2 separate regions of the Mus musculus genome follow, and region 2 is linked to region 1. A link is a loop called in an ENCODE intact Hi-C map of the cell type or tissue named here. Cell type or tissue: gastrocnemius. All regions are shown on one strand. Each heading gives the region's core, and the rest is flanking DNA. Links, peaks and the distances in the headings are about the cores only.

Evidence for each region. Hi-C counts contacts between places; a loop is a spot of excess contacts. Peaks named below come from ENCODE experiments on the same cell type or tissue, not always from the same donor. Only the 100,000 strongest peaks of a DNase experiment are listed, where the experiment ranks them.
Region 2: a loop joins it to region 1, with 2.2 times the contacts of the local background. A loop is called at or near these places in 9 of 42 quality-filtered maps.

Annotation. Positions count from the first base shown.
Region 1 is chr15:62,091,401-62,106,616 of GRCm38, forward strand. All of the region lies in intron 1 of Pvt1 (Pvt1 oncogene), which reads left to right. Among named protein-coding and RNA genes, the nearest start is that of Pvt1, 61 kb to the left of the region's middle. In gastrocnemius, for the core only: no CTCF peak of the experiment used is centred there; a DNase peak (open chromatin) is centred at 7,592; H3K27ac peaks cover 850 bases.
Region 2 is chr15:61,987,132-62,002,347 of GRCm38, forward strand. Myc (myelocytomatosis oncogene) reads left to right here. Exons shown (of 3, transcript NM_001177352.1): 2 at 376-1,147; 3 at 2,215-3,230. The coding sequence starts at 391. The coding sequence ends at 2,777. Among named protein-coding and RNA genes, the nearest start is that of Myc, 9.4 kb to the left of the region's middle. In gastrocnemius, for the core only: no CTCF peak of the experiment used is centred there; DNase peaks (open chromatin) are centred at 610, 901, 1,129 and 2,389; H3K4me3 peaks cover 2,565 bases; H3K27ac peaks cover 1,533 bases.

The DNA of each region.
Region 1 (15,216 bases), core at 4,552-9,551:
TCTCAGTTTGCTGGCTTAGAAGATGAGGGATGTTGAATAACCTACACTGCAGCCTCCGGAACAGCAGTCACTATGTGGCTCTTAATGGATGGCTGGGGACATTTATCTTGGACTTTTCTGTTTCCAAAACTGTGCTGAAAGGCTTGTGTAGATATAATATTCAAAGCATCTGGCGGTCACATTTGCTTTAGCCTACAAGGAATGGGTGATGAAGCAGTAACTGAAAGGGTCCTTAGGGTGTGCCAATGCCAGGTGGTCCTTTGTTTGAGTGTGACCATTGAGGCCTATGAGATCAGTGTGCTAGCGTAGCAGGATGGCTAAGTAACCTGGAGTTGAGGATAGGTAAGAGAAAAGGCCCTGTGTTGTGTGCACATTACCTCTTCTGTGATAGTCTGCCCAGCCCTTACCTGAGCATCTGGCTTGGGTGACATCACCTAGTGTTGCTGCAGACGTAAGTCCCTTCCTGTCATGCCTCGCTGTTAGGATCCTTGGGCTGTGTGCTTGATAGTCCTTTGAGCATCTTGGAAGTGCTTTAGCTCCGATGGGTGAGCACCTCTGGCTCATGGTCCAAAACGTTCCTTTTCCTTCCTGAAAGTGTGTCCAAACTGTTGCTTCGTCTTCCTTTGTGGAGACTGTGGCTGCCTCATCACTACACTTCCTTGACTGACTTCAAGAGTGTGATATCAGGGCAGGGTGGGGGTGGGGCAGCCCCAACAGAGATCTTTGTGCTTTCTGAATTGATTTTAGTGCTTCCCGCCTATCAAGTGCCCAGTCTTTACTGTCTTGCTATATATATTGCACAGCCGGTCCTGCTGTGTCTTATCTTTATCTGTGTCCCAGTCAAACTGCCCTCTCTTTCCGTGTCCGGTGGGAGCCTGATTGCTTAGAGATGAGTATAAGGTTGAAAGGAGGAGAAAACTCCATGTCATAGAGACAATAGTGGGCTGAAAGAGGAACATTAATTTGATGTGCCCAAGGGAGAGGGAGCCGCATGTGCTATTGCCTTTCTGGGTGCGCTCTGGTGCACCCAGATGTGGATACAAACAGAGCATCTTGCCTGCCTCTGGCTTATTGAAGCTGCTCACTGGGGTGGCTTCACTCACCTTTATGAGAGGCCTTAGGCTTCATTAGAAAAAGCCTTTATGGCAATTTCCATAATACTGTGTATGTGTGAGGATTGGATTCCCCTCCTGGGATGATACTAAATACCTTTGTAAAACCAAGCTCACCTGTTATCGACACACAGGGGCCAGGATTGCTCACCTCATGGAAAGGCTCAGCAGCCTCACTTGCCCTTCTCAAGCCTCTCAGCCTGCTCTGCAGAATGCAAGGAATGGCCAGATGCTGCCTAGGCTTGTATTTGGCCTCTGCCAAGGTCAGGTTGTCGGGGAGGAAGAAGGGGAGGGGCACCCTTGCTTAGTAAGTAAGGAGGGGAGGAAGAGGCCCAGACAGAGCAGCCACGAAAGATCTTTTATGTGCAAGCCTGGCTCATCTGCAACTCTGCTTGGAGCCCACCCCCACCCCTCATTTCCTCCTACACCAGGAAGGGGTGCTGGGCAATTGGGAGGGGGCATTGCTTCCGATCTGGTGTGAAGCTCACATTCCTCTGCAGTATCCTGGGGTTGCCTGCCTGCAGACACCTGGTTGGAATAACAATGAGTGGGAAGCTCGGTTGCAGCCTCTGCTCAGCTCTGAGGATGCTCTGCTAGGAGAGGCTAGTTCTGCTGAGCTAGCACTTCCTCCCTGCCTTTCCTTCCAGGCCAGGCCCTCTTTGACTCCAGCGTGGCTGCTGGTGAAAAGTATATACTGAAAACAGTACTTGAGGTGGTTGAATCTCATTTCTTATGCACATATGTTATTGGAATGGGAGATGATTAATAGGGGCACAGGGTGAGACCAGGGGAAATGGCCTGAAAAGCCCTGCCTTGAGCTAACATCACTGTAAACGTCACTTTTTATTCAACATCTGTCTGTCTGTCTGTCTATCTATCTATCTATCTATCTATCTATCTATCTATCTACCTACCTACCTATCATTCTGTGAGTGTCCCAGATGTTTAGGTTAACTGCTTTTACCACCTCCATAACATAGTTAGACTTGGCTAGGTTTGGGTAGACCATTCTAAACCGTCACAAAGCGTCATTAAAGGCTCCTTACGTTGATGTTTTTGATCCCTTCTGTCTTTGGTTATCTTTATTTTTTTTTTCCTGACTTTTACATTTTCTGATTATAACATACATAATTATTCTGTCTAGCATAGGATAGGAGAGCATTTCTTCGAACTAGGCTGCCATCCCAGCCTTTTGCAAATATCAGCTCATTTAATTCCGAGCACCCCAGTATGATGGTGTTAGGTTAGACATTATTCAGGGGTTGGATAAGTTCAGCATAGAGGGTGGAAAGTTCAGCATAGAGGGCTGGAAAGTTCAGCATAGAGGGTGGGGCTTGCCAGCCATGCTCCGTAACAGGTAGGGACTGAGGGATGCTGGGAGAACCGGAGGTCAGATCCACTTTGGAATGTTAAATAGGCACTTCAGCTGCTTGCTCAGGGTCTGAATCTCAACACTTAGAAATAAGCACTGTGTGAAGACACACAGGTGCCACAGGAGAATTTTATTTTTAATGGTTCCAGATCTTCTTCCTTCCTCTGAACACAGGCATCTTTTTAATTCTATGCCCTTTATTTATTTATTCTTTTTGGTTTGTTTCTTCCTTTTCACTTAAAAGTGTATTCTCGGGGGTGGGTGGGTATGGGGGACTTTTGGTATAGCATTGGAAATGTAAATGAGCTAAATACCTAATAAAAAATGGAAAAAAAAGGTGTATTCTCTCATATGTTAAGTCCTGACCACCGTTTCCCATCCCCCTACTACTACCCGCCCCTGCCCCCCCTCCACATCTCCTCTTCCATTTCCCTTTAGAAAAGAGCAGGCCTCCCAGGGATATCAAACAAATCCAGAATAACAAGACTAGGCACAAATCCTCAGGCTGGACTAGGTAACCCAGTAGGAGGAAAAGGGTCCTTTTTGCTTTTGAGCAGATCGGTATACTCTGTCATGGGGCTAATGCACACCTTGATTTGGAGGCACTGCACCTGCTAGGTGAGGTTAGTAATATACAGCTTAAGACTCCGCTGATGGCAGATCTGGTATGTAAGCAGAGGGCGTGGTCTAGGGCTAGAATTAGGCTCCCATGAATTGCAAGTTGTGTATTGAGTATTACAGGTTTGTGTTTTGCATATTACACACTGCGATGAAGTGTTTAAGCAGTCATTAGTAAGTCACGAAGCTGCCATTCTTACTCTTTGTTATTAAATAGTAATGATACTAGTGTCATCAGGTTTTAATTAATTCTCATTACCTAATTTTAAGCGTTGCTGTATATCAGATACTCTAGTAAGCTCTTCTACTCTTCTTTCACCCCAAGAACTTAAGGACCTGGTTGTTACCATTGCCCATAGCCCCACAGCTTCCACTTGGAGGATGTTTGTCACCCGCAAATCTTATTTATTTATTTATTTATTTATTTGTTTATTTTAAGGGTATATTTATTTTTATTTTGTGTGTTTTGCCTGCATGTGCGAGTACGTCAGACCTCCTGAAACCGGAGTTACAAACACTTGTGAGATGTGAATTGGGTGCTAGGAACCGAACTGGGGTCTTCTGGAAGAGCAGCTCTTTACTGCTGAGCCATCTCTCCAGCCCCTGTTTTATTTTTTTTAAGTGAGAAACTGATCCAGTGTACCTTGGAATGGTCAGCTTCTCTCCCTTGCTTCCCAGCCCCCCTTCCTTCTCTCTTTCTTCCCTTAACTGTACTTTGGGCTTTCAGCTAACTGCTATCCTCCTGCCTCACTCAGCCTCTTCAGTGCTGGGACTAAAGCAAGTACTATCACATCCAGTCATTCATCTTTTCCTTATGAGAAAAGAACCTGGTTAGCCACAAGTCTTCTGGGTTGACAGGGCCCCTCCCACCTTGGTCCCGTTCTAGCCTCAGAATATGCCATTATTTGGACTGGGGATTTCTGTGACATAATTACTTCAGGTCAGGTGAGCTCATCTTATCAACGGTGAGAAATGTAGAAGACAGGAACACAGCTCTACACAGCCACCCCCACTAGCCTAGGAGGCCCCCTGTTTTTTTCTTGTGTTTAGAGGTCTCGACTCAGGTCAAACTTAGGTTTATAGCTTCAATATTGAAATACGTTTCAGGATCAGTTTAGTGAACCAGTATCCCTGATGTTATCAAGAGTATTCTAATATAGGCTAATATGAGGGCTACGAGAAAAGGCGCTGGGCATGGTGGGGTACACCTTTCATTCTAGCATGTGCAGGTGGATCTCCCGAGTTTGAGGCCAGCCTGGTCTACAGAGTGAGTTCCAGGATAGCTAGAGCTATACAGAGATACTTTGTCTTGAAAAAAAAAAACAATTAAAAAAGGGGGAGGGAGGGATGGGGGAGGAAGGAGGAGGAGAGATTGAGAGGTGTTGAGAAGGTATGTCATATCCAAGTGGGAGTGTATGCTCATCAGAGGAAAGTAAGAAATACCTTTACCCTCCTCTCTCTCTCTCTCTCTCTCTCTCCCTCTCTCTCTCTCTCTCTGTTTTTCAAGACAGGGTTTCTCTGTATAGCCCTGGCTGTCCTGGAACTCACTTTGTAGACAAGACTGGTCTCGAACTCAGAAATCCGCCTGCCTCTACCTCCTGAGTGCTGGGATTAAAGGCGTGCGTCACCACGCCCCACTCCTCTCTCTTTTGATGAGAGAGATGCATGAAGCAGCCCAAGAGACACCTTGGGTGCAATCATAGTCTAATAAGGAAAAACCAGGAGTCACCAAGGTTATCCAAGGAGCTTTGTGCATGTCCCTTCCCTCTGAACGGAGGAGTTCCTAGTGTGATTCCTAGAAAACTGCCGGTTGCTGGCTAGAAAGTGCTGAAGTTCTCTTTCTCAACTGGATTCCAGACTGGGGGGGGCTTCTTTGCAGATTATCACACCCCAAGATTTTCTTTGCCTTTCTAGCCTAACTCAGAATTGGCTTCTGGTAAACTCCGCAGCCAGGGATTGGTGTTGGACCAAGATTGGAGGGGGAGGGAGGCAGTCTTAGGGATACAGGGAAAAGTCCAGGTGATAAGGGAAGGTAGAGATGGGAGAGATGGCGCCACTAGCCAGACAGTGACAGGGCCTGAGGGCTCTATTAGAAAGCCTGCTCCTTAGAGCCCCCAGGAGAGAACAGCCCAGAACTTTCCTGGGAAGTAGACTTCTCAGACTTGAAGGAGTCTGTTTCTTCTGGGGCAAGGTTAAGGTGCCCACTGTAGAGTGATTTGTTAGGAAACTCTTGACAGTACCTCGCTCAGAATGGGGTTCTCCCAGTGTGTGGGGAAGTACAGAAAATACTCTCCCCGACTTTACATGTGTTCTTTACACAAATACTTGCTAATGACTGTGAAGCTCACAGTGGGAACGATCATTTTGTTCCATATTCTTTGCTGTAGCTCTGCGAGCAATTGAAATCGCTAGACAAACTTCCTCGTCTACTTCATCTCCCACTTACTCACTGAGGGACCTTGAGTAGATGGTGAAACACAGGGCTCTAGACCACGCAGCTTTGCCAGGGAAGTGCAAAGTGGTTTGGGTCATACATAGCATTGGTCAAGTGCTATGAAGTCTGTATGGTCATGGCATCTAGCTCAGAATCCAAGTGGCGCTGGGCAGGTTTGTGTTTGTTTGTTTTGCTTTTTGTTTGTTTGCTTTTGTCAACTTGACAGAAGCTGGTGGTGTCTGGGAAGAGGGAAGAAGCTTAAAGCTTATTTAGAGAATTTCCTCCCCCAGAATGGCCTATAAGTAAGTCTGGGGTAGGGGATATTTTCCCCACTAATGATTGATGTGGGAAGACCCATAGCACTATGGACAATGCCATCCCTGGGCAGGTGGCCCTAGAAGATAGAAGAAAACAAGTTGAGCAAGTTGTGGGGTGCAAGCCAGGAGTCAACATTCTCCTACAGCTTCTACTCACTTCCTGCTTCCGCTGTGCCTGTCTTGAGTTTCTGTCCTGACTCCCCTCAATGGCTGCATTGTGATGTGGAGTCATAAGATGAGATAAATCTTTTTTTCCACAGGTTGGTTTTGGTTAGTGTTTTATCTCAGCAATAGAAAACAAGCTAGGATCTTAGTTCTTAGTATTTAAAAAAAATTAATTTATCTATGTGTGTATTTATGCTTGTCTGTATATGGACCGCATATATGCAGGTACCCAAGGGGATCAGTAGAATATTAAACACAGCTCCCTTGCTCTGCAACAATAGCTTTGCTTTTCAGGGAAGGAAACCTGGCCTCTGAGAGATTATTTTAGTTCTGGTGTTGTTTCCTAAATGGACAAAAGGCATGTTCTGTTTTTCACCCCATTCTTGTTGCCTCATCTGTTTGGGGTGTATAAGCCTGCCAGGGGTATCTGACTGTGTGGGTACCTGTTTGCAAGTCTGTTTTTCTTTTGTTTCAGGTGTGTGTGTGTGTGTGTGTGTGTGTGTGTGTGAGAGAGAGAGAGAGAGAGAGAGAGAGAGAGAGAGAGAGAGAGAGAGAGAAGCTGGGTTCCACTTGGGCTACCCTGGAAGGTAATCAAGGACTCCCTTGACCTGGTCTGCCTGCCTCTACCTCTCCTGCATGGCGGTTACTGCTGTGCAACACCACACCTGCTTTACTCTGTGCCGAGGTGGTACCTAGGTCTTTGTATATGCTCAAGCCTGACAGACAAGGCTTGCTTGGGACTAAACTGTCGGACTCCTGATGCCTAGGATCACATGCTTATGTCAGACAGAGTCTGTTAGGAGACCGTGACTGCTTCTCACCATATGTAAGGGATCTGAAGAAGCAAATTGGTATAAACATTTTAGAATCTTACATTTTACAAGTATTTATTTCGTGTGTGTGTGTACACGTATGTATGTACGTACATCACAGTGCGCATCTAGAAGTGAGAGTACCAATTATGGGAGTCACTTGTCTCCTTCTAGCATACGAGTTCCAGACATGAAAATCAGGTCACTAGGCTCAATGGCAAGCACCTCAAAACACCGAGATACCTTGCTGTTCCTCTTTGGTGTGACAGCCAGGAATTGTTCTTACACACCCAAAGGAGAATACCTGTACCAGGTGTTTATGGACAAACAAAACCCCTCCTAGAATCTACAGCTCCTTTTCTGCTTGTGTCAGAAGTATATGCCCTTTATACACAGCTACAAACACCATAGGGATGTGGAAGGAACAATCCCTGTCCGTTGTTTGTTAGCCCAAATTTGGAAGGAGTCACAGAACCTTGCATAGGAATCCTGAGATCTATGTGTTCTTTCAGTAGTGGGGTCTGTTTTGCCACCAGAGGAGATGACAGAGTCACCAGGAAGCATTTGGTGAAGCTGACTCCCTTGTGGGCTCAGTGGGGCCCAGTCTCTGTCCTGATTCCGTCTTACCTGCTGCTGTAGCAGATTGTCGGGAATACAGAGGCAGAGGAGAGAGGGAATGGGGAGTGGCCGGCTTTGGCTGTTACTGACTGCACGTGGTGCTTTGCTGCTGGCTCCTGCCCTCCCCCTCCCTCCTGCCCGCTGGAGTTGCCCTGCACAGCTATCTTGCTTGGGTTAGGTGAGGACACAAAGCAGCAGACATTCAGTCTCTGGTGCTTGCTTGTGGCCTCCGAGGACCTAGGCCTACCTCCAGCTTCTGGTGCATTCCCTTCAGAGCTCCTGAGAAACCCTGGCCAGCCTCACAGCCCCCAACAAGCTCTTCTTTCCAAGACACTCAGCAATTCCCCGGGTTACCGGCTCAGTTTACCTTGAGCCTACTTACCTGGTCAGCAGGCCTTGCGTGAGTTCCTTGAAGTCCTTGGGGGAAATAGCATTCTCTTCTCTTTAACCTACTTAGATTAGAGGGTGTGCAGCCAGGAGAGTCTGCAAACATCTTTTCCTGAAGGGCCAGCGGGGCTGCCGAGAAACCATCGTGACTAGTGTTAATTTTGCTGACGAACCCCTTGCAGCTGGTGATGATAAGAGTTAATGGGCTCTGTGCTGGCTTGCTTCTATTGCTCCTTCCAGCAAGTCCATCCCTCCTCTCCCTTATCTGCAGACCCTCGGGATGCCGGAAAGCTGCAGCTGCTCCCACGTCCTCTAGATACTGCTTTTCCTCTACAGATGCATCTTGGATTTGCATATAACTTTACATACAAACTTATAAATACAGACAAATTTGTAAGGGAACTGTAGCAAGACATTGACAACAATAACTTGTAATAGAGTAACCGTAATGACAAGAAATATTCTTTAAGTTGATAGGTTTGCATATTTCTGAAAGTTTTCATGTTATATTTTCTTTGGATTAGAGTTGGCCATGCGTCATGTAGACCATGGAAAGTGAAGCTTTCTATGACGAGGAATGAACAGGGTAGTCGGTAGTTCCTGAGGAAGAGGCCGGACTTAGAGACACTGAGCAGCCTCATGGGTGTGCCCAGTCAGCGACATGAATGGCAGTGTCCTTGACAGTCTAGAGCCTGGGCTCTGTGGCAGACATGCATGCACGGAGTCTGTTCCCATCTCTGCTGGCCACAGTCTCTCTCTCTCTTTTTTTTTCTCTTGAGTCAGGGTCTCTCTGTGTAGTCCTGGCTGTCCTGGAACTCACTCTGTAGACCAGGCTGGCCACATTCTCAGTGGGACCTTCCGGTATATCATCACTATAAATAATCTCCATTGCTCTGGCCAAGCACATGGTGGTAGGTCTACACAGATGTCCAGTTCTTCCAGTAGGCATCTGTGATAGTTTTCCCCCTCATTGTTGGAACTAGATCTAGGGCCTTGTGCACGTGAGGTAAGCCCTCTATCATTGAGTTATATCTCTTGCATTGGGGAAAAAAAAAAAACAAAACAATTATAGCCGGACTTGGTGGCGCATGCCTTTAATCCTAGCACTTGGGAGGCAGAGGCAGGTGGATCTCTGAGTTCGAGGCCAGCCTGGTCTACAAAGTGAGTTCTAGGACAGCCAAGGCTACACAGAGAAACCCTGTCTCGAAAAACAAAACAAAACAGAAAAACAAAACAAACAAAAAAACCCAATTATGGTACATTTGTTTCTTTTCCCTGTATGAAATGTATGCCATGTGAATACCTGGTACCTTGGGAAGTTAGTAGAAGCTATCCGACCCCCTGGAACTGGAACCATGGATGGCGGAGACACCATGTGGATGCTGGGAGCCCAAACCAGGCCCCGAGAAAGCAACAATTCCTCACAACTGCTGAAACCATCCCTCCAGCCTTCAATTTATTTGTGCTTAAAAACTGTACTCATTAGCTGGGCATGGTGGTACAGGCCTTTAATCCCAGCACTCGGGAGGCAGAGGCGGGTAGATCTTGGTGAGTTTGAAGTCAGTCTCATCTACATAGAGTCTAGAGCAGCCAGGACTGCTCAGAGAAAGCCCGCCTCAAAAAATTGCATTTTTATTTATATGTATGAATATTTGTAGGTAGGCGCATAGGTCATAGATCACACGTGAAAATCAGAGGACAACTTGCAGGATTCAATTCTCACCCCAGGAATTGATTGCGGCTATTATGCTTGACAGGAAGTGCCTTTACTTAGCGAGCCCCATCGTCAGGTTTTATTTTATTTTTTTATAGTTCACTTACTAATATTATACAAATAGTATTTGCAATATTTACATTGTGTCGAAATTGCAATTTTTTTTTTTTTTTACATAGCATGATCTGAGATATTATACTGATAAGTACATAAAAGGTTTGTTCACTGACTGCAACTTAGGATTCCGATTATAAGTTCATTTATTTCCTAGGAATGCTGAAACAGATTGCCAGAAACTAATCCCAGCCCCCACATAGGGTCTCATGGAGCCCTGGCTAGTGGTAAACTCAACACAGAACTGAGAAGGAGAGTAAATGTTTGATCTCTCTGCCTCTGTCTCCAAAATGCCAGGATGTCAAATATCCAGGGCTGTGGATTGACCTCAAGGTATTTCTGTCTGCTAGACAAGCACTCTAACAATGGAACTACAGTCCTCACCTGAGCCCCTTAACATAAAAAAAAAAAAAAAAGAATTCAAGACAGAATATTCTTTAATTGCCCAGGCTAGCCTTTGAACTCCCTTTCAAGTTGTCAGGCTCAACTTGAACTTCTAACACCCCGCCTCTGTTCTATAGCATCTGAACATACATGGATTACAAATGTGTGCCAGCCTCTCTGGTCTCATGATGGTCCCTGAACACTGAGCAGCTGCCAGGCAGCATCAGATATTGTGGATCTGAGGCTGTGTTATAGTCCTAATTGCTCATAGCTTCTTGATGGAGAGAGGTCTGGGGATGTGCAAAGTCTCAAAGTCGTGTGGAGCTGAGGACGAGGAGAAAATACATCTGTGCTTTTTTTTTTTTTTTTTTTAAAAAAAAAAAAGAATATCCTACTTCTACATACTTGGGTCCATACTAAGCGAGTGGACCAGAGATGAGGTCAGGGTTGGGGTTTAAAATAGATGATGTCATGGAGGGCACTGATTGATTAGTCTTGGGGTCAGAAGTCGCTGAGGGAATGGATGAACCAGAAGAAGGTTGTCGTGTGACACGGACGTCCTGTACGGTGGTGGCTGCCATGGAATGTGTAAGGGCTTGGATATGGAGCCTTCTTCATTCCCGTTCATCCTATCGCTCCTGTGACTCATTCTGCCTTTCTGACCTGTGCTGTAGATATGGGGCTGGTTCCTGCCTGGTAAAGGTGTTAGGAGGTTTCATTGTGTTGTGGCTGTTGGTGTGCGAGGCCTCCAGTCTCCATGATGCTCGGTGGACGTGAGCTTTCGGAGGTAGCATCACTGTGACCTGACGGTTAAGCAGAGAGTCTGATGAAGTAACTCATCCTCTTTGCTCTATACTAACCCTTCCCTTTCTTGACATGCCTGTGGTCTCCTTCCAGCCTGCAGGGAGCTGACTACTTTCTTCCTCAACTTCCTGTGGCCCAGAGGCCTCTGAGCCCTTCTCATACTCAAGATTCTTAGTGGCCGGGTGAGAACTAAGCACTGAGGTTTGTCCTAATTCCTTTCCCAGCTTCTCTAGTGGTGGTAGGATCTGTTCTCCTAGGCTAAGACGTGGAGACCCCCTGGGAACTGCAGTGGCTTCTTGCCCACTCTGATCTGAGCAGTCCTGTAAATAAGGAAACCAAACCCTTTGTGGGAGTCAGTTTTATTATCTCTATGAACAAATACCCAAGGGGGAAAAAAATAAAGAGAGAAGGGTTTTGTATTAGTTAGGGTTCTCTAGAGGAACAGAACTTATAGAATGAATATGTATATATATAGATACATATATTCAAGTTGACAACCAAGAGTAGCCATCCCAGAGATAGTTTAGCTCACTGTTTCAGAGGGCTCAGTCCATTTTGGCCCTTTGCTGCAGGACAGTCGTGCCAGTAGCAGCCAGGAAAAAGCAGATGCCTGCTCCAGGCTGCCTTTCCCATTTCTTCCACACAGATCCAAGTCCTTGGGATGGAAATGCCCACGCTCAAAGCGGATCTCACTCCCTTAGTTAATCCTTTCTGTGCACACCCTCACCAACACTCTAAATGTGGTCTGATGATCTTCCTGGTGCTCCTCGGTGGGTTAGGTTGAAGACCAAGGTAAATCTTCACACCCTTTGTGAAACTCCAGTGAGTCCATGTAAGCATCGCATGAGCCTCATGTACGGGAGTCCCAGCTGTCCAGGGTGATGGTGGCTCTGCGTGCATTGTTTTACATCCTGTCCTTTTTGTAGATCTCAACAGATGAACCCAGGGGACATTTGTTGTTTTTAACTGAACAAAGATAAAAGTTTTAAAATTTATTTATGTATATGAATGTTCAATGTATATGCCTATGTGACAGAAGAAAGCATTGGATCCTATTATTGCTGCTTGTGAGCCACTGTATTGTTGCTGGGAATTGAACTCAGGACCTCTGGAAGAGTAACCAGTGGGCAGTGGTGGAGCACGCCTTTAAATTAATCCCAGCACTTGGGAGGCAGAGGCAGGCAGATTTCTGAGTTCGAGGCCAGCCTGGTCTACAGAGTGAGTTCCAGGACAGCCAGGGCTACACAGAGAAACCCTGTCTCGAAAAACAAGAACACAAAATGAGTAACTAGTCCTCTTAACCACTGAACCATCTCTTCAGGCCAAAGAGATTCTTTTCTCTTTCTGCCTTTCTGTCTTCCCTCCCTCCCTCCCTCCCTCCCTCCCTCCCTCCCTCCCTCCCTCCCTCCCTCCCTCCCTCCCTCCCTCCTTCCCTCCCTTCCTCCTTCCTTCCTTCCTTCCTTCCTAACTTTATTTTATTCTATGGATATGGATGTTTTGTCTATATGTTTGTATGTGTACCATGTGTGTGCCTAGTGTGAGTGAAGGTCAGAAGAGGGTGGCACATCCCTTAAAACTAGAATTCCAGATGCTGTGCCAATAACTAAACCCAGTTCTGAATCCAGGAACAGCATCTCTCAGTGCCTCAAAGACATACTTTCAAAGGATGTGCTAGAGGCCCGAAGGTCTTCACACTCTGGCTTATTGGGTCCCTGACCCAATTCATATTCCATTCCCTGAGTGTGAGAAGGAGCCAGTGCTAGAAAGCTTGTGCATCCTGAAACAGCTGATCTCTGTTAAGGCAGCAGCTTGGGGAAGAAAGGAAAGGAAGGGAAAATGAAGTCTGTCTACAGAAGGATAGTTACAGTGTTGTCTGAGAGCAGACCCTGAAATGTCTTTCTAGTGTAGACAAGACCTAGACTTTGGCATACAAGTACCTGGTCTCCATGACTGCTGCTTCTGTGCGTCAGGGAGGAAGGAAAGGAGATGTCTTCATTGTCAAGTTTAAGAGGCTGTAATTTTCCAATTGAGGGGGTATTTGTGGGAGGCAGTGAGGCTGGGCCAGCCTTCCCTCCCAGGACCATTTGCTAGCCCCTGCAGTCAGTACTGTGGTCCGTGGGCTGCGTTCGTTATTCAGGCATTCTGATGGACTTCTACTTCCCGGGTTGGAGACTGATATTGTTGGACAGTTCTAGAAGTTAGAGAAGGGGAGTGAGACACTCATATGTGTGTGTACTTATATGTAGTGTCATGGAAGAATGGGGACACACTGGGACACAAAATGGGTACTGGGGAAGACTTCTGAGCTTCATTTTCTGCTAACTGTAGCACCTTGTGTTACCCCTGCAGCTTGCAAAGCATCCCCTGGACCCGTGTTCAAGGGAGTTCAGACACAAAGCCCTTTGCTCTATTGCTGGTGGGTAGGACACTGAAGCAGCCTGCGGTTCTCATCAGTATCTGCTTGCAGGCGTCAGCTGGTACAAATACCTAGGAGGGAGGGTGGTCAAAAAGGAAGTGACACATTTGGGCCTGACAGTCTGGGAGACAGAGAGGAAAGAGGCACAGCCAAGAGAAAGGACCCCGGGGCTGTGCTTTCTCGTGGGGCAATTTTCTGTGTCACAAAGCCAGAGCTTGCTTCCTGATGAAGCCACCCCCTGGATGTCTTCCAGGCACGGCCAGCTGACAGCAGCAGCTTGTGACAAGATGGTGTGGAGAGTCCGGGAGCCCCTGTAGATGCCCATTCTCAAGTCAGAGGGCCTGTTTCTATGTCTTGATGGTCCCGTGGTATACTTTCCCAGGAAAGTCTTAAAAAGTGTAAGCCCTCTTTCACACACACACACACACACACACACACACACACACACACGCACACTAGCAGCTCAAGCACATAAGTGGGCACATGCACAGTCAGATGTGGAGCCAGCAAGCACCTGGATAGACAGAGTATTACCCCTTTCAGAAGGTCTGCTCCCACACCAGTTACTCAGTGTAACTTAGTTTTGCTTTCTTCTTTTGCTATTTTAATTAACTATTGCTCTTCATTTGTGTGTGCATGCACACATCCAAGGAGAACTTTGTGGAATTGGCTCTTTCCTTCTACCCTGTATGTGGGTTCCAAGGATTGAACTCATGCCACCAGGCTTGTTGCACCACTTGTCTTGGCTTCTAAGAGCACAGAGAGGTTTATTTAGGTTTTTTTTTTTTTTTTTTTGTGTGTGTGTGTGTGTGTGTGTGTGTGTCATGGTAAATACACATTCCTGTGGTCTTTCTTTGTCCGCCGCTCTCTGCAGCCTCATTGATCTTTGCAGTAAGTGCTATACACCGCTGAGACTCAGTTGGTGCTCATTGCTCCTTGGATTCTCCGTGTGGTTTTAAAGCTTATCTTATAGCGTCTGTACCCTTCTAGAGAGACAGACATTCAGGGTTGAAGACACTTGAAGCCCTGGTGTGGCAAGCCCCGCCTTGATGTTTTCTGACAGACAAGAGTACGATGAATTATCTTTTCTCCTGAGCATCCTCACTGGCTCTGTTCTTGGTCAGGAACCACCCCTTGATGAGAGGAATGCTCACCCAGTCATGTGAGAATTCTTCTTCAGGTCCTAGAACTTTAACGGACTTGATCCAGCAACGTAAACTTTCCTTCAGGGCTTGAGATTTGTCTGTTGGCCTCTGTAAATGTTTAACTATGTCTTTGCCCCCTTATTGCTAACTGAGGTTGTGCTGAGAACCACAGCTGTGTCTTTCCTCTGCATGTCTCTTCCCCCTCTTAGAGATTAAATGGACTCCAGGTCTGAGAGTCAGCTGCTGGACTCCCCTGGTTGCTACCCTGGGCCTCAAATTCTGCAACCAAATAATAACCATTTATAATTCATAGCTCGATCTCTCCCTCTCCCTCTCCCTCTCTCCCTCCCTCCCTCCTTCCCTGTGTGTGTGTATGTGTCGATGAAATGAGATTGTATATGTAGGAAATGTCTAAAATTTTAATCATAGCCATCTTGGGTAGGTACTCTTCTTAAGGTAATGCAGGATGCTGGATCGGGCCTCTGATTGGGAAGACAGGTGACTGCCTACCTGGCGTCTGCTGTTCTCTTCCTATAGTGCATCACACTTACTGTCTGTGCCCTGGTGCCCCCCCCCCCCCCAATATTCTAGGAACTTCACTGGGAAATGCTTCTAGTGGGATGAATGACAGATGCTCTGCGAAGTGCCACTAGCGCTCTTAGGTGGTTAGGGAAGGTCAGGCCCCAGCCTCTGTGGTTTCTAGGATAATGTGAAAACACTGGATTGAGGAGACCAGCTTAGTAGCTGGACCAGTCTAGAAGGGCCCAGGAATAGCTGAATAAATAAGAGTAAGAGCCCCTAGGC
Region 2 (15,216 bases), core at 1-5,000, 110 kb before region 1:
GTGGCGCAAAACTTTGCGCCTCGGCTCTTAGCAGACTGTATTCCCTACAGTCGCCTCCCTCAGCCTCTGAAGCCAAGGCCGATGGCGATTCCTGGGCGTCTGCAGGGCTAAGTCCCTGCTCGAAGGAGGCGGGGACTCGGAGCAGCTGCTAGTCCGACGAGCGTCACTGATAGTAGGGAGTAAAAGAGTGCATGCCTCCCCCCCAACCACACACACACACACACACACACACACACACACACACACACACACACTTGGAAGTACAGCACGCTGAAAGGGGAGTGGTTCAGGATTGGGGTACGCGCTGCGCCAGGTTTCCGCACCAACCAGAGCTGGATAACTCTAGACTTGCTTCCCTTGCTGTGCCCCCTCCAGCAGACAGCCACGACGATGCCCCTCAACGTGAACTTCACCAACAGGAACTATGACCTCGACTACGACTCCGTACAGCCCTATTTCATCTGCGACGAGGAAGAGAATTTCTATCACCAGCAACAGCAGAGCGAGCTGCAGCCGCCCGCGCCCAGTGAGGATATCTGGAAGAAATTCGAGCTGCTTCCCACCCCGCCCCTGTCCCCGAGCCGCCGCTCCGGGCTCTGCTCTCCATCCTATGTTGCGGTCGCTACGTCCTTCTCCCCAAGGGAAGACGATGACGGCGGCGGTGGCAACTTCTCCACCGCCGATCAGCTGGAGATGATGACCGAGTTACTTGGAGGAGACATGGTGAACCAGAGCTTCATCTGCGATCCTGACGACGAGACCTTCATCAAGAACATCATCATCCAGGACTGTATGTGGAGCGGTTTCTCAGCCGCTGCCAAGCTGGTCTCGGAGAAGCTGGCCTCCTACCAGGCTGCGCGCAAAGACAGCACCAGCCTGAGCCCCGCCCGCGGGCACAGCGTCTGCTCCACCTCCAGCCTGTACCTGCAGGACCTCACCGCCGCCGCGTCCGAGTGCATTGACCCCTCAGTGGTCTTTCCCTACCCGCTCAACGACAGCAGCTCGCCCAAATCCTGTACCTCGTCCGATTCCACGGCCTTCTCTCCTTCCTCGGACTCGCTGCTGTCCTCCGAGTCCTCCCCACGGGCCAGCCCTGAGCCCCTAGTGCTGCATGAGGAGACACCGCCCACCACCAGCAGCGACTCTGGTAAGCTACCCCATTCACAGCAGGGTAGGAAGCGAGAGGTTGGATGGACCTCCTTCTCCACCACTCATTGGCATTAATTCAATTGGCCTCCGGGGCTCCCCCTTTCTTTCCCTTCTGTCTAAGAGCTCTTCATCCCTGGATTCCCGTGCTTCAGCTATCCCTCCCTCCCCTCCCCCCCCCCCCCCCAGACCGCCCTGGTTGTCACCCCCACCCCCCACCCTTCCCACCCCTCAGGAATTTCATTTGGGTTTTTAAATCTTCTGGCTTATCTTTCAGCTCCATCCACTCCCTTTACCCCTCCTAAGCATTTTAATTACCCTGGGAAGGGTGTGAATGAGGATAAAGGAACTGATCTGGAGGGGGGTGAATTACCTGCTTCTTTTCTTGACTGCCAGAAGAATATTTGAATTTAATGGATACGTTTGTCTAAGACCCAAGAGAAGCAATGACAGAAGCTGGGACAGCCTTTATAGCCTTAGAGCCAGGCACTAGTGAAAGTTCCTAAAGAATTGAAGAGCTGGGCTCTTTTGGGTGTTTTGTTTTGCTTTGTTTTTTCGTCCTCTTTTGAACACTTCAAAGCAAATTCTGTTCAATTTGGACTTCTCCCCCCGTCCCAACACTCCCCCAACACCAGGACGTTTGGCAAAGCTGCAAGACTTTTTTTTTTTTTTTTTTTTTTTAATTGTGCTTCCAGTAAAATAGGGAGTTGCTAAAGTCATAGCAAGAGATTTGCAGCTATCCCTCACGGGACCTGAAAGGTTCTCGGTAAAGTCCCTTAAAAATAGGAGGTGCTTGGGAAATGTGCTTTGCTTTGGGTGTGTCTGAAGCCTCATTAAATCTTAGGTAAGAATTGGCAAGGATACCATATCCTGGTACATGGTAATTTTCTCACCTGTGCCCTAACCCTGTTCTGCCTTTCTGGGAGAAGGGAAGATGGTGTCTGGATCTGATTCTTACTTTCTTCCCTTTCCAACTTGGTATTTGGATAGCATCGGTCAAATCCTATGTATAGCGTCCGGGATTCAGGAGGCGTGGCTAACTGTGATCTTCCACTTCCTCCCTTACAGAAGAAGAGCAAGAAGATGAGGAAGAAATTGATGTGGTGTCTGTGGAGAAGAGGCAAACCCCTGCCAAGAGGTCGGAGTCGGGCTCATCTCCATCCCGAGGCCACAGCAAACCTCCGCACAGCCCACTGGTCCTCAAGAGGTGCCACGTCTCCACTCACCAGCACAACTACGCCGCACCCCCCTCCACAAGGAAGGACTATCCAGCTGCCAAGAGGGCCAAGTTGGACAGTGGCAGGGTCCTGAAGCAGATCAGCAACAACCGCAAGTGCTCCAGCCCCAGGTCCTCAGACACGGAGGAAAACGACAAGAGGCGGACACACAACGTCTTGGAACGTCAGAGGAGGAACGAGCTGAAGCGCAGCTTTTTTGCCCTGCGTGACCAGATCCCTGAATTGGAAAACAACGAAAAGGCCCCCAAGGTAGTGATCCTCAAAAAAGCCACCGCCTACATCCTGTCCATTCAAGCAGACGAGCACAAGCTCACCTCTGAAAAGGACTTATTGAGGAAACGACGAGAACAGTTGAAACACAAACTCGAACAGCTTCGAAACTCTGGTGCATAAACTGACCTAACTCGAGGAGGAGCTGGAATCTCTCGTGAGAGTAAGGAGAACGGTTCCTTCTGACAGAACTGATGCGCTGGAATTAAAATGCATGCTCAAAGCCTAACCTCACAACCTTGGCTGGGGCTTTGGGACTGTAAGCTTCAGCCATAATTTTAACTGCCTCAAACTTAAATAGTATAAAAGAACTTTTTTTTATGCTTCCCATCTTTTTTCTTTTTCCTTTTAACAGATTTGTATTTAATTGTTTTTTTAAAAAAATCTTAAAATCTATCCAATTTTCCCATGTAAATAGGGCCTTGAAATGTAAATAACTTTAATAAAACGTTTATAACAGTTACAAAAGATTTTAAGACATGTACCATAATTTTTTTTATTTAAAGACATTTTCATTTTTAAAGTTGATTTTTTTCTATTGTTTTTAGAAAAAAATAAAATAATTGGAAAAAATACAATTGGGCCAACTTGTGTTTTCTTTTTCCTCTTCCTCAAACTTCCTTTCCTCAATTACAGATTAAAAGAATTTGACCATTTTCACAGGGTAGGTTTACAAATATGGGAAGGGGTTATCATTGTTAAAATGGGGCTGGGGGTCCTCAGGATTTCTAAGTTGTCTACAGGATGCTTTCTGTGGATAGTAATAAAAACCAGAGCTGTTAGTTAGGAATGGGCAAAAGGCAAGTGAGAAGGCTAGATGCAGGGAAGGGAAAAGCAAGAGGTTAAAGATAACAGCTAAATATACAGGAGGAAGAGATGGCAGAATCTCCTACAGTTAACCGAAGCCATTCCCTGGTTCACCTCAACCCAAGGACTCTGCCCTGCCAAAGAACTGGTGAGGGGAGGGAGAGAGAACCACCGTTTGTTCCTTGCCTCTTGCTCCCAGGTGATAGTCCCTTCACATCAGTATCTCCTATGCTTCTGAAAAAAACAGAGGAAGAGCATTACCACTGCTAAGTTGATCCTGGTTTTCCAAACAAGGACATACAAAGGTTCAGAGGGTTGCAGAGCTTAATGGGTACGAACACAACAAAAATAACCCAGGGCCCCTGTCTTGAAAACAAGCCTTGCTGCCTTGCTTAGTTGGGTGTCCTTCCGCTGGTTAGGGGTCTGAGAATGAGCGCTACAGGCTCCATTAGGAGCTTTGACAGAGTGCCACGAAAGAGGTACTATGATCTCTTTATACCTAGTACAGGTAGAAACAGACATGAAATAACCCATCCATGCACCCAGGGGATTCAAAACCACTTTATCCTTAGTGCATCCAGGAGGAAGATCCTAGCTACGAAGGAGAGGGCAGGAGTCATTAAAGCTTCACTACTCAAGAACTGGTAGACTTCAGTTCCCCTCCTTGTTTGTGGATTGGGGGGTTGGGGTGGAGGGTGTTGTGTGTACTCAGAGGCACATAGCTCACTCCTACCTTACCCACTTAGTTTTTAACATCAGATCCCTGCTTGCTCCTGGGAAGAAGCCAGTTTAGAAGTGCTACTGGTCAGATCATAAAATAAAACCTTGTTTTACATGAGTCATTATTTTAGAAATTGCAAGCTCGCCTTCCTCCCAAGCACTTTCACACACTCATGACACACGCTCATCAATGGCCCATGAGAAAGCCTTTTGGAACAGGTATCTTATTAATTATAAGCCTCTGAAAAGCCACAATCCAAACCAGAAACTGAAACATGTAGGTAAAGTCCAGGGAGAAAGGTACCCTAAATGTCCTAAATGACCCCATTGTCTCAGAGAAGGTCTCTAGCATCCTGGAGTGTCTTTGGGACTTTAATTCACCATCATTCATAAACCAATAAGTAATTACTATCTTTGACACCCCCCCCCCATGATCTATTGAAGCGTTTAACATTTAGTTTTTGATCTTATTTTTGGCTCTTTTAGACTCACCCTCAGCTTCAAACTGTTACACCCTCTATCCTACATTCAAAAGAAAACACAAACCCCAGTAGTAGTTTGAAATACTTTGAGTAGTTCAAAGGATTAGCAAAAGGGGGGAGCAGGGGGTGCTCTTAAATAGTTCCCTCTTTTTCCCCTTTGTGAGCCTAGGCTGGAGTGCAGCCCTGGGGTGACTCACTTGAGACCTGGGAAGGTGTTAGGTTGAATCACTCAGTCCAGGCAAGCCCAAAGAATAGAGGAAAGCATTCCTCATTAGGAAAACAACTCCTGTTCCAAATGATCAGGAAACAAGTTTAGAGATTCAGATTTGGCTGTGGGGATGGAATCGAAGTATCACAGCTCCCTATCTGGGCACTTCTCAGCTTTACCAAGCCAGGGAATGGTCTGAAAACAGGACATCGGCCAGCTTCCTTCCAGAAAGTCAGGCTGATCTTGACCATAACACAGGAAGGCTCTCCCAGCCAATCTGGAGTCCCAGGGGTCTGCAACATTGTGCAATCAAATTTATAGATAACAATCACGATGAGGGGTGAAGTGGGAGGAGCTTTCAGCTTGGTCTGGGATATACAAGAATTAGCTAGTCTCTTCTGTTGTTCACCCATGACACTGGAACTCAGTTTCCCCGAGAGGATCCCTGGGATGGTGCTCTTCAGGATAAACTGAGTGAGGAGGAAGTGTGACTTTATGCTATCATTCGGGGACAACACTAAAAAGCAATCAATTACACTTTAAGTTGAACAAAAGTTTCACAATACCAGGATAGTGCTTGAGTCATCCAAAGCTTGAACACGTATGTAGAGTCTTCTGCTGTTCTTTAAGATGGACTTTGGCACTAACCTTGGAAAAGAGGGCCAAAAAACCCACCCCCCAAAAACAAACAGAACAAAAAACGTGAGGGGATTTTCTGTGGTTTGTTTACAATAAGAGATGAGTCACAATAATGATTTTTTTTTTTTTTTTTAGCATGACTGCTAAGGAACCCTGAAGCATTTCTTCCCAACAAAAACTAATCTTTAGGTTATAACATGCTGGAAGATGAGCTTCAAGCCTGTCTATAAATACATCACTGGGTATCTTCAGGGAACAAACTCTTCACTTAAGGTTAGAGACCATCCTGGATCGATTTCAAGAACAGAGGTTTATTTTAAACAATGAAGCCTGGGCTAGAGATGTCGTTCAGTGATAAGACACTTGTCTAGCATGTATAAGGACCCATGCTTGACACCACAGGAATAAATAAAACCAAAAATGAGGTTCCTACTCATTCCCCAAACTTTAGCAATTTTGGTGGTGGTGGTGGTGGTGGTTCGACGTCTTTCCAGAGAAATCCAACAAACTGCCAATTTAGGGAAAACATCTAGCTCTAGCGACTTTGCCAAACTGGTGTGAGTTGACTCAATGACTGAGTGGATTTCCTTTTTGGGTTTTACTTCACTCAATATTGGTCTACACTAAGCTCTTTAGGAAGACAGGGTTGAGAGAGGAACAAGTGTTAATGGGATGTAGATCCTCTGAGGCTGAAAGGAATGTCCTTTGTCTCTAAACAATGCCGAGGGGCTCAGGAACACTCTCTTCCAGTCTTCACCCGACCATCTCATTAAAGGCTAAACTCTCCAGTTCGGGTCTATATGGCTAGGAAAGAGGAGCTTTGGGGAAAGCTCTGTCAGAATATACCTGCTTTCTGCAGGGGGCGGGAGGACCCCCACAAACAACTCAGCTGGAGAACAATTGTTAGATGTGACAATACTGAAGTTTGTACACAGACATGTGAAATTGCTGGCCTGAAGTCACATAAGCACTAACTAACGATAATAGCAATTAATGTTTACTGTGTGCTAAAAGTTTGACATACATTATCTCCTTTTATTCCCAAAGCAACCCCCTATACACACACACACCTCCTTTTTGGTTTTGGTTTTACTTTTTAAATTTTACTATTAAATTTTAAATATGTTTTTTTTTTAAATTTACTGCACTAGAGAGGGAACCTAGAACCTCCTGCATGCAAGGTAAGTGATCAATGGGTGAGTCACATCTCTATAGAGATTGTAGGTTGTTTCACCAAAAGTATTAGGGCATTTCCTACAGAGTGGTGGAAGTTCGAGTCCTGGGAACATGGAATAAGGATGGAATCCAGTAAGTCTTGAGAAAGAAGCTAAAGGAGAAAATGTCAGCAGCAGATGGCAGGGAAGCAAAGAAGAAGGAGAGCTAAAACCAACAAGCTAAAACCAAAAACGCTTGCTATTTGAACTGTGCCTAAGGTAGCAGGAAGTACAGCAAGGATCCACTGGCTTAGTGAGGGAATGCTTCTCTAGGCCTCTCCTATCCACTTCCCCTTCCACCCAGTATCCTCCTACTCCTTCATCTGCTAGAGACAACTGCCCATAGGTAGTTAATTAGCTGTCCCAGCACCCAACTCTCCTGCAGTACTTTGGTTCTGTTTATTTGTTTTGGCAATAGGATCTCATTAGGCAGGCCATACTGGCCTCAAACTCTGGAATTTCTTGCCTCAGCCTCTTAAGTGTTGTGTTGGGATTACCAGTTTGGGACACTTATTCTCCAGCTTTCATGCAGGGCTTTATTCAGGAATTTCCACTGTGTGATTCTAGGATGCAAATACTAGTTCTCATTCCCTGAGGGTTTAATTGTTGTTGTTGTTTCGTTAGTTGGTTGGTTTTGGGTTTTGTTCATTGGGTTGGTTTGGGTTGGTTTTGGTTTTTCAAAACAGGGTTTCTCTGTGTCTGAGAACCATTGTCTTTTCTACCACTGCAAACCCAACCATCTTTTCAAACCACTGGTAAGCCAAGTCCTTTCTGGATTAAGTCTGAAGCCATTCTCCACTCCTATTCGATACACTTACTACCTACCACAAACACGGCAGCCTGGCAGCCTCAATGCCAGTTTTGGGCTTCTCCTTGTATGCTTGGAGACCAGTTGTCTTCATCATCAGATCAACCCCTTGAAGAATGGAAGTTCATTGGTCTTGCTTAATCATGCCTGACAAGAAAGTGCAATTCACTAATTCTGTAAACATCTAAGTGAAGGGCTCTTTGATGGGCTCAATGGTGCATCAGACCTGAGTAAGGGGTGGAGTAGAAGCAAAGTTGTTTCAAGTTGCATAGCGAGAAAGGTCAAGGAAAGAGATGGGGGTTCATCAGGTGAAGGGAAGGATTTTGATTAGACTTGCTTTGCTTGATTTGGTTTTTGAGCTGAAAAGACAGGAAGCCTAATTCATTTCCATGATAGTAGGCTAGACTTGAGAGGGAAAGAACTGCTGACAGAAAAGGAGGGGAATTGTACTGACTGGTTTTGTGTGTGTGTGTGTGTGTGTGTGTGTGTGTGTGTGTGTGTGTGTGTGTGTGTGTGTGAACTTGACACAAGCTGGAGTTATCACAGAGCCTCACTTGGGGAAAAGCCTCCGTGAGATCCAGCTGTAAGGCATTTTCTCAATTAGTGGTGAAGGAGGGCCTATGTGGGTGGTGCCATCCCTGGGCTGGTAGTCTTGAGTTCTCTAAGAGAGCAAGCTGAGCAAGCCAGGGGAAGCAAGCCAGTAAGTAACATCCTTCCAAGACCTCTGCATCAGCTCCTGCTTCCTGACCTGCTTGAGTTCCAGTCCTGACTTCCTTTGGTAATGAACAGCAGTGTGTAAGTGGACAGTGAATAATCCTTTTCTTTCCCAACTTGCTTTTTGGACATGATGTTTTGTGCAGGAATATAAACCCTGACTAAGACAAGAATCAAAGTGTCTAGTCAGGTGAGTTACTGGACCGGTAGGTAGCTTTGTTTTGCTTGCTTGATGTCTGGAGCCCTCTCTTAGCTGGGTATGGCTGAACAAATGAAAAAAGAATATGTTCCCCCTACTTAGGTAAGTATTCTTCCAGGTGGTGATGTCACTGGCCAAGCTGTTCTCCCTTGGCTTCCCACAGCTCTCTTCCTTTACCAGATACCATGTCCATCTTTACACAAATGACTCTAAACCTCTTCTCTCCACAGACACCTTCAATCCACATGAGATAAAGCCTCCACATTTTGTAGCTCTGGCTGACCTGGAACTCACTATGCAGACCAGCCTTGCATTGAACTTTCAGAGATCTGCCTATATCTTTCTTAGGAGTGCTAGGACTAAAGGCATGCACCACATTTAGTCCTGCTAAACTTCTTTTTTTGTTTTTTTGGTTTTTTCGAGACAGGGTTTCTCTGTGTAGCCCTGGCTGTCCTGGAACTCACTCTGTAGACCAGGCTGGCCTCAAACTTAGAAATCCACCTGTCTCTGCCTCCCAAGTGCTGAGATTAAAGATGTGTGGTACTACTGCTTAGACTGACACACAAAATATTGTTGAAGCCAGTGAGATAAAGCTCACCTTCAATCTCAGAGGTAGGCCAGGCAGACTTTTGTGAGTTCTGGGCCAGCCAGAGCTTCATATGAAAAGTAATAATAATGATAATAATAATAATAATTTTAATAAACAAATGGGTGTATGAAAGAGTAAATGTGCACATATTTCTGGCATCTGTTTTAAGATTCTACTTCCTTAGGCTGTCAGTCATTCTCACCCCATTCAACCCTTTGCTCTGCACTGTGATTGACAAATCTTCTCTCCCTCTGGTGACTACCTAATTCATCCCAGACAGCATCAGCCTTGGCAACAACTTCTCTATGCAGGGACTGTAAGTTCCAGACAACAGAAACTCTGTTCCAATTCACAAAATCAACTAGGAAAGGAGAAGAGACAGAGGACAGAGGAAAGGAAGGAAGAAGGGAGAAAAGGAGGGAGGGAGGGAGGGAGGGAGGGAAAATGTCAATTTATGCAACTGTTTCATGATTCATCCAAGGATCCTCTCTGATTCTTTTTTGGTTGTTGTTGTTTTTGTTTTTTCGAGACAGGGTTTCTCTGTATAGCCCTGACTGTCCTGGAACTCACTTTGTAGACCAGGCTGGCCTCGAACTCAGAAACCCACCTGCCTCTGCCTCCCAAGTGCTGGGATTAAAGATGTGTGCCACCACGCCCAGCTAAACCTCTTCCTTCTAGCCAGAAGAACACAGCAGAAAGAACTATGATCAGTCTTCTGGAACCATGTGCTTACCCTTAAACCAGACAATTCACTTGGTTCCCAGGACCACACTCCTCCTGCAAAAGTTGGAACCCTGTGATTCTCAGCTTCTGAGGCAAAGGGAAGACCTATCCAAGATAAAAAACCAACAACAACAAAAAAGTCAATATAAGAAAAGAAAAAAATGTTCTCTAGATACATTCTGGGTAGTGATGGTTCTCACTGTTCAGAGATATAAGAAAAGAGCAGATGCTTAAAACCCTGACTCTTGAGAACAACTTTTGGTAAGAGAGACTCCTTTTTTTAAAATTTTATTTATTTATTTATTTACTTACTTATTATATGTAAGTACACTGTAGCTGTCTTCAGACACTCCAGAAGAGAGTATCAGATCTCATTACAGATGGTTGTGAGCCACCATGTGGTTGCTGGGATTTGAACTCAGGATCTTTGGAAGAACAGTCAGTGCTCTTAACCACTGAGCTATCTTACCAGCCCCCCACCCACCCCCCCAACCCCGTTAAGAGAGATTCGAATGGTCCATCTTAGAGGTATTGAAATTGAGTCTGAAGTGGGAGGCCTAGGGGCTGTTTTGAGCCAACTCAGCCCAGGTGATTTGCAGTGAGGTGGGAATTCCAAGGGCAAACAAGGATCAGCAAAAGCTATACCCCTCTACCACAGATTTGGAGAGAATTCAGATGGGAGGCCTGTTCCAGCCATTGCTCAGTAAGTAAGCAAGAGTCTAGCTACCTCTTCATCTCCCTCCTTCTACCACACCATTAAGTCCCTCCAGGCCATCAGCCTCAATGATTCTTTCTTTTTTTTTTTTTAATTAGGTATTTTCCTCATTTACATTTCCAATGCTATCCCAAAAGTCCCCCATACCCTCCCCCTCCACTCCAACTTTTTGGCCCTGTTGTTCCCCGCCTCAATGCTTCTTGGCTCTATCCATGTCTCCTTGCCCACTTTGCTTCTGCCAACCGATATTCTTTACCTGGGACTCTCTAGCAGATGCCAACTGCCTGTCTCTCATCTGGTTTCCTCAAAGGTAGAAAAATGGTCTCCCAAATAAGCCCGATCAGTTTACTCCCTGGCGTAGGAGAACTTGATGATTCATGTGCTCTGCTTCTAAAATACAGATCTGTGGGCCTGGTAGTGCAGATGTTAATCCCAACTACTCTACTTGGGAGGCCTAGGGAATGGACTCCATGTTCAAGGTCTGCCTGGACAGCAAGATGAGTGCTGGGGAAGCCAGAGAAAATGAGTAAAACTTTCTGAAAAGTAAAGCATTATAAAAACAAACAAACAAAGGTCCAGAGAACTGGGGAGATGATTGGCTGGTTAAGAGTACTTGCTCTTCTGCATGGGACCCAAGTTCAGTTCCTAGAAGCCGAGTAGCTTGCACCTTCAATTATGGCCCCCTCTTCTGTTTTCTCAGGACCAGGTGCACACAGTGCATATAACATACATGTAAGCAAAATACTCACACACATAAAATTAAAAATAAATAAATCTTTCAGGCAAAACTGACCTGGGATATAGCTCAAGGATAGAGGATTTGCATGGGATGCTAGCAGCCCTGACTTCCATCTACAGTCCAGAAAGACAAGTAAATCAGAAATGCCTTTGAGGGACTGAAGAGATGATTCAGAGGTTAAGAGCACTGGCTGCTCTTCCAGAAGACCTGGGTTCAATTCCTAGTACCTGCATGAGAGCTGACTCCAGTTCCAGGGAATCTGACCCTATCACTCAGACACTGTTCTTGTCATCTGCACACGGGATGATCACACACATATCATTTCACATGTGGGGATACTGAGAATGAGAGTCAGCAGGTAACTGTCTCAACTTCAACTAAGCAGGGCAGTTTGTTAGCAGGGATGGAATCTGGATTCTTATTGCCCCCCAGCTTCTTCACTTCCTGCTGCCTCTCTACAACCACACCATATTGAAATTACCTTCTTCCCTCTCTTGCTTCCGCACTGAAACTGGGGCTGAATCTAGCTGGCTACCTGACCTGATTCTCTCCTATCAGATGGATGACTTGCTGTCCTCCTGGGTCATCTCCCGTGTTTAGCAAGACAGGGTATAGAGTTTTAAATGAGTGTAGGCAGAGTGCATGAATCATCACACTTTTAGGCAGAGTGCATGAATCATCAGACTTTCCTACGCCAGGGAGTAAACTGAGCACGCATATTTTGGAGACCACTTCTCTACTCCTAGGGTCAGAAGAGCCTGCAGATGATCTACTCAAAGCAATTTTATCTGCCATTCTGTTGAGTAGTGAGGCAAGGATCATGTTACCTGCAACGGGGCCAATCTTTGCCTCTGTTTTTGAAGTCTCTGGAGAAGTAGCCGTCTTCCTGCGCTGGGGATATGATTAAGCAGTAGAACATGCACATAATTTCATGAGGCTAACATACAGCTCTTCAGAGATCAGCCTACTTATTTATGACACAATTGTTTTAAGACATCAGGTATTCTAGGAGATAAGATTCCTTCTCTTGCTTTCCTGGTACCCAGAATGATCTCCTAAACCACAAGTAATTGGCACAGAGATGGATCTTCCAAACTGACCCAGATCTACACAGATCTTATCTTCATACCCAAGAACTCCCCAGTCAATGGATATTTGGGGCATTTGCTATGCACACAGACGTCAGTGTGGAATAACCGTACTCCAGCACTTAGTAGAAAGGATGTATACTGAACGAGTATTTACAAATAATTAACCAGATTATTTTCAGGGCACAAATTAGTGGAGCAAGGATTGCAGAGTTACATGAACATCTGATAGCATTGCGGTTCAGGGAAAGTTCCCAGCCAGGGTACAGAGGATGGTGATGAAGAAAGCATGCTCAATATCTTGAGGCGCTGCTATGAGAGAGAATGAAACTCTCTAGGGGAACTGAAAGCATACAAGGATGTAAAGAATAGGAAGAGCAAAAGGACTTCAACCCTTGGATGAGACACAGGGTGATCCAATACCCGGTGACCTGCAGGGACTCAGGCCCAGTGGTTATGATGGCAACCTACCCACAGTCGTGAGTATGATGCAGTGGGAAGTCACAGTACTGAAAACCAACACACTTAACTTGCCTGTGCTGCTGTGAACGTCCATTCAATGAGGGTCAGGAAGCTCAAATAAGATAATCGCAAATACTGAGTGGTTCTGAGAGGAATGCAACCATGAAAAAAAAAGTGCTGACACTTGCAGAATGTTTATGTTTCTAATGCTGGGCTAAGTACTTCACCTGGATTATTTCACCAATTCCTCCTCCTCCTCTCCCTGTTCTCCCTTCTCCTCCTCTTCTTCCTGTTCTTCCTCCTCCTCTTCCTCTTCTTCCAAAGATTCATGTGTATCAAGGTATTCTCAAATTCTCTCTTAAGTCAAGGATGACCTTGAACTCCTGCTCTTCCTGTCTTCACCTCTTGAGTACCAGTGTTGCATGAAGGTCAGCACTGGCATTATGGGCATGTACTACCACACACAATCTTTTCTGCAGTGTTGATCTGCAGTGTGCTATATGTAAGCACCCTACCAACTGAGGTCTGTGCCCAGCCTTTCCTTTTGGCATTGCTTCCTGGGGCAGCCTGAGAAAGTACCATGCTCTCCTCAATCAAGGAGTTACCCAGTGGATGACAAACTACTGTGGTTCTTCTAGAGTGACTGAACGCTGAGGGCTTTTCTCAGTGTAGCAAGCTCTAGGTTCTGGATTCAAATCTAAACACACACAAAAAAGCAAAGGCTTTTTGGAGTGAGCCACAAGTACATCCTTTCTAGTGGATCTAGGGAGACAATAAGTTGTGTGGCACTCTGTAACATCTGGCTATGACCACTCCAAGCCTGTTCCTCCCATCTCCACAGTTCTAGAAGCCACCAGTACTTTTGAACAAACTTCTTCCAGTACCGTATGAACCAGGAGGACCTTCTGTTTATTTCAACTAAAAAGCCCTAAAGAAGGTGGACCGTTTCTCACAGTTTTCTCACAATGTCTTGCTGCCTTGCTCTGGGAGCTAGACAAATGTTTTGACAAAGGCAGGGATATTACAAGTCATAGCAAAGCACCACACATGGGTTCCTGGTCCAAGGCTTGTTTTCACCTGGTGTTGTCCCTTAGCTGCACAGTTTGTTCTTAAACTATCTTCTGTTAGGTTAGTGTGTCTTGAAGGTCCTCCCACTGCATAGCTGATGGTGGGTGGTCTGGGCTGTGTAGTGTCTTCTACTGCAGAACATCTACCCCCACTGTCTAGACGTTTACTTCAAGGCCAAATAAGCTTTGAACAGTTCAAGCACACATTGTAGAACTTTTTAGACTATTGCTTGAGAATTCTGTGACTTGTGGCAAATATTGTGCTAAGGCACCTTTTGTTTGTTAGTTTGGTTGGTTTTGAGGGGCTGAGGGGGTTTGGATGTATCACCATCATCGTCTTACCAATTCCATATATTGGACCATATAATTAGTTTAATTGCATTCATGAGGGAAAAAAATGGTCATCAAAAATGAGGTGGTTGTTCATCAAATGCCAAGGTTACACTGCTAATGTGACCTTGTTGGCCTCAGGTACAATCCCAGCCTTGTCTTACACCAGGGATCTGCTTCTAAATTCCTAGCCTGCACAGCCTGAAAATGTCTCAATGACTCCCAGTTTGGGGGGTGGAGTGCTCAAATCACAGATCACCATTGAGATGGGAAGGCCAAATAGCAGAATCTTTGGGGGAAATTTCTCTTTGAAATATTTAGTAAACATGATATAATTTCAACTCCAAAATATAACAAGTAAAATCCAATCTGAGTTATGTTTGCCACAAACCGGAACACCTTTGAAAGTGAAAGAGGTGCCCGGTGTAGTAGCACACATCTCTAATCCCAGCACTCAGGAGGCAGAGGCAGGCAGATTTCTGAGTTCAAGGCCAGCTGGTCTACAGAGTGAGTTCCAGGACAGCCTGGGCTATACAGAGAAACCCTGTCTCGAAAAAAAAAAAAAAAAAAAAATCAAAAAAAAAAAAAAAAAAAAAAAAAGAAAGAAAGAAAGAAAGGAAGGAAGGAACGAAGGAAGGAACGAAGGAAGGAACGAAGGAAGGAACAAAGGGAAGAAAAGAAAAGGAAAAAGGAAAAAGGAAAAGAAAAGAAAGTGAAAGAGGTTAATTGTAAACAACTAGGTCTTCATCTTCCTAAATTAACCAGGGTTTAGGTTCACTGGCCCATAGGGAAAGGGACCTGAGCTCAGGAATACACAGACCACAGGGCAAGCATATGGAAGGTACTGAAACCCTAATAATAGTAGTAGAGAGACCTAATGTGACTTTTCTGATGGCCTATGTTCTTCTAAATCTTTTAGAACCTTATAGTATGAATCTATGTTTTGAGTAACCACGGTCACTTTTATATCTGCTAAGCAGGTTTTAATGTTTGTTTTTAGGTGCTGGTTTGTTTCTGAGATAGGCCTTGTACCCTCTTTATAGGCACAGAAAGGAATT